Regions from separate parts of the Homo sapiens genome. Here all the other regions are linked to region 3. Evidence: chromatin contacts called from ENCODE Hi-C or POLR2A ChIA-PET data. All regions are on one chromosome and are shown on one strand. The core of a region is the stretch at or near the end of the contact, and the rest is flanking DNA. Distances in the headings are between cores, read along the strand shown.

Region 1 (3,795 bases), core at 62-2,561, 390 kb before region 3:
TGATGCAGTTATTTCTCAAAGCAGTATTATTTTTCTTGCATTGCACATTTTGTATTTATAATGTGCCATTAATGTCTTAGTAAAAATCAGAACTAGGGCGTAGCAGCTGCAACGTGGAGGATTTCATGTTGCTAGGAGAGCTTCGATCTTCATACGCCTATCTTTGGGTGAGTCTGTGGCTTTCCATGAGAGATTAACACAGACCTGGGGATCATTTCCCAAATGTCATTTTCCATCAGTCTTACATCCACCTTTCTGAACAAAGCCTTCACTCAAGTTTATGGTTTCCTGTGTTTTCATAAAAAGATGAAGCATTGAAAGGGGGGAGGTTTTATCTGGCCAATGTGCTAGGAGAAGCAGTATTTGGGGAAAAAAGGAAAATTGTTGAGCCCTAACTGATGCTTTTGAACCACCTATTAAAAGGTCCCTGTTTTCCACGACAAGCTACAATGAAGCTAATGTTTCTGTTATGAAAGCCCTTCACTGCAGTTTCGAATGTCTTTTTTTTTTTTTTTCACCAGCAAAGGCTAACCCCGTTTTTTCTCCAGCCTTATGAGATCAGGAGTTCTTCCTTGAAGACTGCTGTTTAACGACTTGGTTGCTACTTATCTTAAAGGTGGCTTTCCGTTGTACTTTTTAATAAGGTGAGCACATTTATTTTGAGCAATGATAAATTTCAGGATTACTATTGCCTGAAGCTGCCCTTCTCAGGCCTCCACCCTACCCTCAAAGTCACTTTTGACCGGTGATGAAACACAGAATGCATCAGACTCTATTTTCTGTGAGTTGAGTGTAAAGAGGTGGAAATCGCGGGGGAGGATTAGAACAGAAACCATTCTGCAGCCCCAGCTTGGGCGTTGAAATAGCCCCCAGAAGTGTGATACGTGGTAAACGTCTTGCTCACTTATAACCCGTAGAAATGACGAGGGACATCATGCAGACTTTTAGAGAGAACGTGGGGACAGGGACCCTTGTTTTAAGGCCCACTTTAGGCATTAAGAACACATAGAGCACACTGCTTTCTGACATGACCCTTTTAGCCCCAACACCAAACGGAAAAACTTTTTCTTTCCCCTCCCCCACCGCTTTGTTTGTGTACTGGTGTTTACCCTGGAACCCCAGCTTTCCGGGGACCCTGAACCCCACCACCACCTTCCAGACCAGCCTGAGAGCAGGGGACTCCAGCGCGGGGCCCCGGATCGCACTTCGGCGCGGAAACGACGCGGCTGGAGCGAGGCTTCCCTCCCAGGGCGGGGGGTGCAGGCTAGGCGGCCGGCAGCGCAGGGCTGCCCGCTACCCCGCAGCCGAGGGCGCGCAGAGTGGGGAGACGGCGCCTGGGGCCAGGGGCGCGCGGAGCCGGGGGCGCGGGCGGGGCGGCTGGCTGCAGGGCCCTGCGCGCCACCGCGCGAGCCGCTGGGTCACAGCCCGGGCCGCACAGCCCGGGCCGCACCGCCCGCTCCGCGAGGAAGTGACGACTGCGCCGTCCCGAGAGCAACAAAGTTAGAGTCTGCGGGCCGCACTCGCCTGCGCCCCGCACCCCTCCGAGCAGCCCGGGGATCCAGCACGCAGGTAAGCCGCGGGCTCGGCGCCCCCTCCCGCCACCGGGCGCCGGCGTGGGGCTCGGAATCGTTCCGGGGCTCGGGCTGGGCCGCGCGGGCGCGGATGTGGCGGGCCGGGTTGGGCCGGGCGCTGGGGTGCCGGGGTGCTGCAGGGAGGGAGCTCGGCGGCCGGGGTCGGGGCGCCGGGCTGCGCCGGTGTTGTCGCCGCTTTGCCGCGGGACTTCAAACAGCAAGGGCTGCAGCGGGGCCAGCTCCAGGCGCCGTTGGCCTGAGGTAGGGTGGGGGGAAGGGGCTTTCCGGGGCCTACGTCTGCAGCCAGCCCTCCGCCCAGCGCCTCCATCCCTGCAGGCTGGGCGCAGCTCTCGGCCCCTGCCCGGTGCTTCCCTGGGAAATGACCTCTTCCTCTTCGCAGCCCTTGTCGAGGGCGCAGGAAGGAAGTTAAAGGAACTTTCCCCGGACTTTTATTTGCTTGGCCTTCCTGGGACGAAGAGCAGAGTAGCTCGGAAGTTTGGGAAAACAACCCTACGCATTTTCAGAAAACCAAACCGGAATTGTCCCCAAGCCCCCTTGAAATGAATCGCTCCTGACTCCCCCTTTACCCTTCCCAACCATGTCCCAAACCTGACAGTGATCGCTAAGGCCTAACACTTTGCAATTTAGCCATAAAAACTGTCAGCACACCCACGTACATATGTGAGTGTTTTCTATATAAAACTCAGAAACCCGCTTCCAGCGGACTCTGTGGCATCTCGTTCTTTTCTGTTTCCTAAAACTGCAAGGGCTGCAGGAATGTGCTGCAGGAACTTTGACGGTGGTTCCCGTCGCCCTCGGTAGCCTCGTGGCGCAGGGTTTTTTAAAGAACAGCTGAGAAGTTTGGGACATTCCTGCAGAGTAACTAGGGGCTGGCGGCCCGGGCCAGTGGCGAGACTGCAACTGTAGCGGCGGCGGCGGGGACACGTTGGTGTGTGCAGGAAAGTGCGTCCGAGCCGTGGAGACTCGAGATGGGGTGTCCTAGAGGTTGAATGGTGCAGTTCCTAGCAGCAGCTTCCTGCCGGCCTGTAATTACAGCGTGATTGCACAGTCAGGCATTGTTGGCGTGGATGTTTATACACAGGCTATTGTGCAAGACCTCGGTAGTGGCGAAGAAAACGCAGCTTTGCACTGCAAATGCCCAGGATAGATCTGGGTCTGAGCTGCAGTCTCCAAATTCTTTTTGCCCTTTAACCCTAGCTAGGTGATTTATTTCATTACCTCCCTCTCACTTTTGACGACTTGTCCAAAGCCTGAGATGTGGGGTGGACTCGGGAGGCCACTGCACTCCTATCTTAGGCAGCCTGAAAACTATCCCAGGAACTCTACCCTTATTTGTCTCCGGAGAAAATGTGGGATGACGTCAGTAGGAAAAGGAGATGGGAGATGGCTATCAACCTCTCTAAACGGGAAAGCTGTTTGAATTAGCAAAATTGCACGGGTGGCTGGGTTGGGGCTGAGTTGCAAAGAGGACTCGTCAGACCATGTGTGACTGAGCTGGCGTGCTAGACTTTAAGCCTGGAAGTGTCAGCTGCAGAAACTTAGTAGGTGGTAGGTCCTAATTCCTTTATTGTGCTGGGCAAAGAGGAAACGTGCAAGTGGTAGCACTTTTGTCTGTGCTGGTGGTCTGGGTCTGGGAGGGGCAGAGGAGTGACTCCTCCTTCTCCATAGGAACCCTAGGCCCACTTTCTTAGCAGGGACTGTGGCACAGACCAGAGCAGGGATCCTCCCATTTGCCATGCTGCCTTGCAGGAAGGGAGCCAAGCCTGCAAGTATGGAAAGAAGGCAAACAGTGTCTTGTTGAGGGCCTTACAGGGGTATAATTGTATAGAGAGATTTAAAACACAGTAAAAAAGGCGTGTATTGGATTTGTGCAGGGCCATCGTTTTCACATTCTAAATCTCAACCTGATAACTCCCTGTCCTAGGCAGAAGACGCTCATGGGGAGCACTCAGCCCAGCTACGTTGCTGTGTGGCTAGGTGGTACCACCTTATGCTGGGCATGGGCAGCCTCTCTGCTCAGAGTGGCAGGTACTGATGATTCCAGTGCACTGGAGTTTCTCCAATGCCTGGCCTTTCCAGCCAAGTATCTGAGCTTCACCTGGAGGAAAAATGCTGTTTTGCAGCCTTGTGCCAGGTGTGTGTCATGGGCACAGTGACCGTTTGTCAAACCAAAAGATTAGGGCACAGTCCCTGGCAGGTACCT
Region 2 (3,635 bases), core at 834-3,333, 300 kb before region 3:
GCCGATGTGGGCAGGTCATCTGAAGTTAGGAGTTCAAGACAAGCCTGGCCAACATGGTGAAACCCCATCTCTACTAAAAATACAAAAATAGGCCAGGCATGATGGCACGTGCCTGTGGTCCCAGCTACTCGGGAGTGAGACTCTGTTTAAAACAAACAAACAAACAAACAAAAAAAAACAGAATAGAAAAAATTTAAATGATCCACTAAAATGGCGTAATGTCTTAAACCGGAAGCACAGAGATAATCTATTCCACATAGGTCAAATATCTGATCCAAGAGGCATAAACCAAAGGCAGTTTTATCAGCTAAATTTGCAGCAGTAAAGGATAATTTAGGGAATGATTTGAGAGAATATCCTACATTTCTTCATACATCCCAACTGCCATTTTCTAATGGCATGGGTTCCATGAACAGGGATGCATAGAAGTCATTCAAAGATTTGTTGAATGATACTGAATATGAATTTTGCATGAAATGGACAGAGAAAAGTATCTTACATTTGTCTGAGAACTACCTGTAATTAAAAGTCATTGAGAAACAAGGAGAAAGAGAACCAGTTTCTATATTACAGAATTCAGAAAAAACAAACACCAAAACTCTAAGCCATTTTACAAATAAATTCAATATGAAATCACTTACTTCCTATTATATTCACTTCCAGGGTTACTTTTAGAAAACATATCCATATCAACATGGCTTCAAGCTTGCCTACTGAAGGAAGTGCAAACTTTAAGAAGATCATCTTCCCTCTCAGTTTATGGAACTTAAAACATCACCAAGGAGAATGAAGGCTCATTGCCTATGGTTCATAAAAGAAATGTCCAAAGGCTTTGAATGCATAAACCAGCTAGAGTAGAATAAGGTTTCTTCCTATCAGATTGAAAAGAAGAGAGAAAAGAAAACTAAAAGGGTGTTAGACCAAGTTTTCCTCTTTTTTTTTTTTTTTTTTTTTTAAATATGGAGTCTCGCTCTATTGCCCAGGCTGGAGTGCAATGGCGCAATCTCGGCTCACTGCAACCTCCGCCTCCCGGGTTCAAATGATTCTCCTGCCTCAGCCTCCCGAGTAGTTGGGACTACAGGCGCCCACCACCAGGACTGGCTAATTTTTGTATTTTTAGTAGAGACGGGGTTTCACCATGTTGGTCAGGCTGGTCTTGAACTCCTGATCTCAGATGATCCGCCCGCCTCGGCCTCCCAAAGTGCTGGGATGACAGGCATGAGCCACCACGCCTGGCCTCTTGTTTGTATTTAGAGTTGATTGTCAAAGCAGTGGTCCCTTTTGATCAGAGTAACTTAGAAAAATCAAGTAATTCCTATGTAAATGATAGCTGAAATCTTCTGAAACCCAGGACTACTTATGCAATCACTTTTTAAAGATGATTCTTCCCTCTTTCACTGTGATTTTATGCAAGTAAAATCACACAAGTAGATGGGGAAACCAGAATCAACAGTCTCTGAGGGACTTTAGGCACAATTTGGCAGAGGGCCCCTGACTTCTTTTCTGCAATCTAATAGTGATCCAGCCATGGCCTCCTATGACCTCATCTGCTTACTGACTACAATGTCTTACATTTTCCTGAAGGATTTTTTGTTTACATGATAAATTCTAACCTCTGCATCTAACTATTGCTTTGCAATTTTGAGGTTAAATCACCTACACTGCTTTATGTAGGAGACAATCCTCAAACATATTGCCATTTGCCTGGGATCTCATAATGAAACATCTCCCTTCCCTCCACAACCACGTACATAATACATTTTAAGAGCTGTTTAACTTAGAACTTCTCAAAAAATATATTTTGAAATACTAAGTTTCATTATACCCTTACTTATAACCATGGTAGTCACTTTTCCCAACAATGAGGGTCACCAGACCAAATAATTAGGGTAAATTTTGACATACATCAATGGCCAGCATTTAGTCTAGGAATTCAAATATAACTAATGCTTTAAACACATAAGGAACTATAAAACCAAAATGTGTGCTTAAGGCGAGGTCCACATGAGTAACATTGCCACATTATCAGTCAAAGAAATGATCATGACAGTCATTTTAACCACTAACTGAGATCACAGAATGACTGTACACAATGACTCAAGTGGCCATGCATATAAAAACAACCTAAATTCCAGTTGACAATGTGCACATTTTTGGAAAAACAAATAAGTATAATATAGACTAGAAGGTCTCTGAGATACTACTTTTTCCTTTTTTCACCATATCTTTTCCAATGGAACTTTGGAGTCTTGGTTCCGGACCTGCTGTATTTCTAAGAGGAACTCTTCCCATCACCATGCTGCCTTCTGAGCTAAAGGCATGTGCTTCTGAATTGTACAGAGACAGACCTTCAGGAAAAATGTTCTGAATTTTCAAATGTACATCTTTTAAAATGTCTAACCTAAAAAAAATGAACAAACTGAAAAAAACATTTGTTCCTTTGTTATTAAAAATGACTGGTCTACAAAGGTTTTGTTTTAGTAGATGGGGCTACACAGTACGTAACTGAGACTGAAGACAAAAATCGAAAATTTGTGGTTTCTAAAAAGAGAAATAGGATATATAAGGTTGGCATTACCAGTTTTGGGGAGAAACACTGAATAAGTTAAAGGAAAAAAAAAGATGAGAATGAGTGATCTGTTTTATCTTAAGAAACTTTTGTCCCATACAGAATCTTTAAAATAGACAATTATATAAAATTTATCTATTGTTCTTATGACATTTAAATAAGTTAACACACAGTGGAAAGCGTGGCATTAGTTGTCTTCTTCCTCATCCCCTTTAATTACTGGAGTACCTAAAATGAAAAAGAAAATTATTACTGGTTATTCTCAAAAAATTGCTAAAATTCTAGATGAAAATATTTTCCTGGCCGGGCACGGTGGCTCACGCCTGTAATCCCAGCACTTTGGGAGGCTGAGGCGGGTGGATCACCTGAGGTCAGGAGTTCAAGACCATCCTGGCCAACATGGTGAAACCCCGTCTCTATAAAAATACAAAAATTAGCTGGGCATGGTGGCGGGCGGTTGTAATCCCAGTTACTTGGGAGGCTGAGGCAGGAGAATCGCTTGAACCCGGGAGGCAGAGGTTGCAGTGAGCCAAGATTATACCATTGCACTCCAGCCTGGGTGACAAGAGCAAAACTCCATCTCAGAAAAAAGAAAAACCTGAGAAGCTCTGAGATACTATGAAGTGTGCCGTAATAAAAATAATTTCACAAAATAATCTCTTTAATTTCAAATTATCTGAAAAGCTTCTCAGGGGAATTCTCAAATGGTTTAGTATACATACTTGTGAATATTAAGCCCCCTAACTGCCAAATCGCAAATAAAAATGCCTATGGCCAGGCATGGTGGCTCACTGCCTCTAATTCCAGCACTTTGGGAGGCCAGATGAGAGAAGCGCTTAAGCCTAGGAGTTGGAGACCAGCCTGGGCAACATAGCAAGACCCCATCTCTACAAAAAATAAAAAAAATTAGCCAGGCATGGTGGTGTGAGCCTGTAGTCTTCAACTACTTTGGAGGCTGAGGTGGGAGGATCACTTGAGCCTGGGATGTCCAGGCTATGGTGAGCTGTAATTATGCCACTGCACTCCAGCCTGGGTGGCAGAGTAAGACCCTGTCTCAAAAAAAAAA
Region 3 (4,052 bases), core at 108-2,607:
AACCAAAGGACTAAAAATAGTAAAGATAATTTTAAATTTAGTTGTGAAAGTGAGCTTTTGATAACGCAAAGTGAAACTTGGCTTGAATCTTGAGACCTTGGGCAAGTTACTGAGTTTATAAGCTTCTGTTTCCTCATCTGTAAAATGGAATTAATAATATCTGACTTTCAAGGCAGTCGTGAAGTGTGAAGGAGATAATTTATGTAAAGTACCTAATACAGTGCCTAATACATTGGAGGTGCTACAATGGAAGATATTATTATTATAATTGTTTGGTATGTGGACATTGGGGTAGAGTGAGAGAGCACAGACTTTATAGTAGAAGATTATATTTGATTCCTAGTTACACTACATAGTTGTGTGTTCTTAGGCAAATCAATTAATCTCTCTGAGATAGTAATATAGTGTGTAATCTCTGAGGATTGTTAGATTAGATATATCTACAGTGCAATACTTTATGGGCTCTCAGTAAAAGGCATCTGCTCCTGCTATTTTTAGTTATTATTTTTATGTTTTAGGATCCATATAACAGATAGGGAATCAGTCATTTAATTTACTCTAGAAATGTATTTGTGATCAAGGAGATACTGTTGATTAGTAGTATTTTTCTCCATCTGTTGAAGAAAAATAGCTGCAGAAACTGGATTTGAATTATGAGGTCTTTTCCCACCATGATAAAAAGTTTTTAGCCAGGTGCAGTGGCTCACTCCTGTAATCCTAGCACTTTGGGAGGCTGAGGCAGAGGAATCACTTGAGCTCAGGAGTTTGATTGCAGCCTGGGCAAACATAGTGAGACCTTGTCATTACAAATAATTCTAAAAAATTAGCTGGACATGGTGGTGCGTGCACGTGGTCCTAGCTACTCACGAAGGCTGAGGCAGGAAGATTGCTTGAGCCCAGCAGTTTGAGGCTGCAGTGAGCTCTGATTGTACCCCACTGCTCTCCAGCCTGGGTGACAGAGACCCTGTCTCAAAAACAAATTTAGGCCGGATGTGGTGGCTCACGCCTGTAATCCCAGCACTCTGGGAGGCCGAGGTGGGCGGATCACAAGGTCAGGAGATCGAGACCATCCTGGCTAGCACAGTGAAACCCCATCTCTACTAAAAATACAGAAAATTAGCTGGGCGTGGTGGCAGGCACCTGTGGTCCCAGCTGCCTGGGAGGCTGAGGCAGGAGAATGACTTGAACCTGGGAGGTGGAGCTTGCAGTGAGCCAAGGTCATGCCACTGCACTCCAGCCTGGGCGACAGAGCGAGACTCCGTCTCAAAAAAAAAAAAAAAAAAAAAAAATTTAGTCTTACATATTTTGTTAGTGGTTTCCGTTGTACACATGGATGTGCTCTGGTGCCTTTGACATGAACCTTCCAGATCTGTACTTCTTTGTTTTGTTTGTTTATAGCCAGTTAGTCATTATTGGTTCATGAGTACCATCCCCTGTTTTTTTTTTTGTTAGTTTTGGAAGACTTAATTTTTTTAGAACAGTTTCAGGTTTATAGCAAAATTGAGCAAAAAAAATACAGAGAGTTTCCATATACCTGTTGCCCCCACAAACCCACAGCCTTTCTTACTGTCAACATTCCTTACCAGAATAGTACACAGGAGATATAAGAAAAATCAAACCAATACAAACTCAGTATAACACAGCACCTCTGGTCACCAAAATGCGTGGGGATTTCTATCTACCAGCAACCCAGTCAATTCTTTGGCAGACACCAGCTGGGTATCCTACATTTTAACTCAATTCTGACATTATTTACTTGGAGATAGAATCAGATCCCACAGGTTGAGGGCTCAATCCCCTACTTAAATTGCAAGCCCCACGTTGTGTCCTGTGCTTCTGGCTGATTAGCCATAAATTGGGGTTACCACAGCTCCCTCTTTTGGTTCAATTAATTTGCTAGAGTGGCTCACAGAACTCAGGGAAACACTTCATTTACATTTATTGGGTTATCATAAAGGGTATTACAAAGGAGACAGATGGAAGAGATGCATAGGGCAAGGTATGTGGAAAGGGGCATGCCATGCCTTCTTCAGGTGTGCCACCCTCCTGGAACCTCCAAGTGTTCATCTATCCGGAAGCTCTCCAAACCCTGTCCTTTCGGGTTTTTATGGAAGCCTCATTACATAGGCATGATTGATTAAGTCATTGGCCATTTGTAATCAGCTTACCCTTCAGCTCCTCTTCCCTCTCTGGAGGTTGGGGGCAACCCTCTTATCATGCCTTGGTCTTTCAGGTGACCAGCCCTTATCCTTGAAGCTATCTAGAGATGTCCAGCCACTGTCATCTCATTAGCATGTAAAAGATACTCATCACTCCAGAGGTGCCAATGGTTTTATGAGGTATATGTCAGGAAAGGGCAAGAAGACCAATTATATGTTTCATAATTTGTTATAATCGATAAACCCACATTGACACATTATTTTCACCCTAAGTCCTTAGGTTACATTAGAGTTTATTCTTGGTGTTGTACTTTCAAGGATTTTGGCAAATGTAATGACATGCATCCACCACTGTAGTATCATGCAAAATAGGTTTACTACCCCAAAGATTCTCTGTGCTCTGGCTGTCCATCCCTTCCTCTCACCTAACCTTTGGTAACCACTGATCCTTTTCCTGTCTCCATAGTTGTGCCTTTTCCAGAATGTCATATAGTTGGAATCATATGGTATATGTAGCCTTTTCAGATTGGCTTCTTTCACTTAGTAGTGTGCATTTAAAGTTCTTTCATGTCTGCTCTTCATGACTTGCTAGCTCACTTGCTTGCTTATTCATTTATATATTTTTACTTTTTTGTTTTTTTTTGTTTTTGTTTTTGAGACAGAGTCTCACTCCATCGCCCAGGCTGGAGTGCAGTGGCACGATCTCAGCTCACTGCAACCTCCATCTCCTGCGTTCAAACGATTCTCCTGCCTCAGCCTCCCGAGTAGCTGGGATTACAGATGCCACGACATCCAGCTAATTTTTTTATTTTTGTAGAGATGGGGTTTCTCCATGTTGGCTAGGCTGGTCTTGAACTCCTGACCTCAAGTGATCCACTGGCCTTGGCCTCCCAAAGTGTTGGGATTACAGGTGTGAGCCACCATGCCTGGCCTGTTTATTTTTTAGAGACAGGCTCTTGCTGTGTTGCCCATGCTGGAGTGCAGTGGTGTAGTCATTGTTCACTGTAAGCTCAAACTCCTGGCCTCAAGCAGTCCTCCTAGTTTAGCCTCTGGAGTTGTTGGAATTACAGATGTCAGCCACTGCATATGGCTAAGCCTTTTTTTCTCTGGCATATTTTTTTTTCTTTTTTGAGACATAGTTTCTCTCTTGTCGCCCAGGCTGGAGTGCAATGGCACAATCTCGGCTCACTGCAGCCTCTGTGTCCTGGGTTCAAGCAATTCTCCTGCCTCAGCCTTCCAAGTAGCAGAGATTATAGGCATGCGCCACCACACCCGGCTAATTTTGTATTTTTAGTAGAGACAGGGTTTCTCCATTTTCGTCAGGCTGGTTTCTAACTCCGGACCTCAGGTGATCTGCCCGCCTCAGCCTCCCGAAGTGCCAGGATTATAGGCGTGAGCCGCTGTGCCCGGCTCTGGCATATTTTCAGTCCATAGCTGGTTGAACCCATGGATGTGGAGGGCCAACTATTTAATATGCTTAATGTAAGTAAGTGCTTATTTTTGAAATATTTTCATATTGTTTTGTGTGTATGTGTTTTTAATCCGTATAATGGTATTATGCTGTGAATCTATTTATTCTTTTTTGATCAAAAAAAGGAATTATGGAAGCGCATACTGTATTTGTAAATCTAGTTTACAACAACTGACTGTTGTATAATGTTCCATTGTATATGTATTTCCACATTTTACTTGTATGTTTCTCTAATAATTGATACCTAGGTGTGTTGAAAACTAAAACAAATAGTGCTGCTGTGTACATCCTTATGCATATATCCTATTGATATGTGCAAAGGTTACTCTAGTATATACCGAGAAAAGGAATTGCTGACTTGTGGCCCGTACACATACTTAATTTCACTAAATATTGCCAAGTTGTTTTTTAGAATGGCTACC

The links. Hi-C counts contacts between places; a loop is a spot of excess contacts on that map. ChIA-PET counts read pairs that join two places held with the same protein, here RNA polymerase II (POLR2A). Pooled maps may share reads with other maps.
Region 1: a loop to region 3 is called in a pooled map, with 2.3 times the contacts of the local background. The contact joins the promoter of MIDEAS-AS1 here to the enhancer-like site in region 3. A Hi-C loop is called at or near these places in 4 of 37 single-sample maps with no recorded cell type and 3 of 50 pooled maps.
Region 2: a map with no recorded cell type shows a loop between it and region 3 (8-fold over the local background). The contact joins two enhancer-like sites. A Hi-C loop is called at or near these places in 3 of 37 single-sample maps with no recorded cell type and 5 of 50 pooled maps. POLR2A ChIA-PET finds 5 or more read pairs at or near these places in 1 of 52 experiments (BJ).

Annotation. Positions count from the first base shown.
Region 1 is chr14:73,784,876-73,788,670 of GRCh38, reverse strand. It overlaps MIDEAS-AS1 (MIDEAS antisense RNA 1), which reads right to left and starts at 1,311. Exons shown (of 3, transcript NR_109995.1): 1 at 1,162-1,311. It also overlaps a transcript of MIDEAS not described here. RefSeq lists an enhancer at 637-686 and silencers at 1,037-1,096, 1,177-1,226, 1,277-1,866.
Region 2 is chr14:73,695,064-73,698,698 of GRCh38, reverse strand. It overlaps DNAL1 (dynein axonemal light chain 1), which reads right to left. Exons shown (of 8, transcript NM_031427.4): 8 at 1-2,797. The coding sequence ends at 2,757. Among named protein-coding and RNA genes, the nearest start is that of PNMA1, 18 kb to the left of the region's middle. RefSeq lists an enhancer at 600-769. Within about 2 kb of position 2,083, at least 4 of the 41 ENCODE cell types and tissues checked have a DNase peak (open chromatin) inside an H3K27ac peak, as active enhancers do.
Region 3 is chr14:73,398,801-73,402,852 of GRCh38, reverse strand. The region is part of intron 2 of NUMB (NUMB endocytic adaptor protein); the gene reads left to right. Among named protein-coding and RNA genes, the nearest start is that of NUMB, 58 kb to the left of the region's middle. Within about 2 kb of position 1,357, at least 2 of the 41 ENCODE cell types and tissues checked have a DNase peak (open chromatin) inside an H3K27ac peak, as active enhancers do.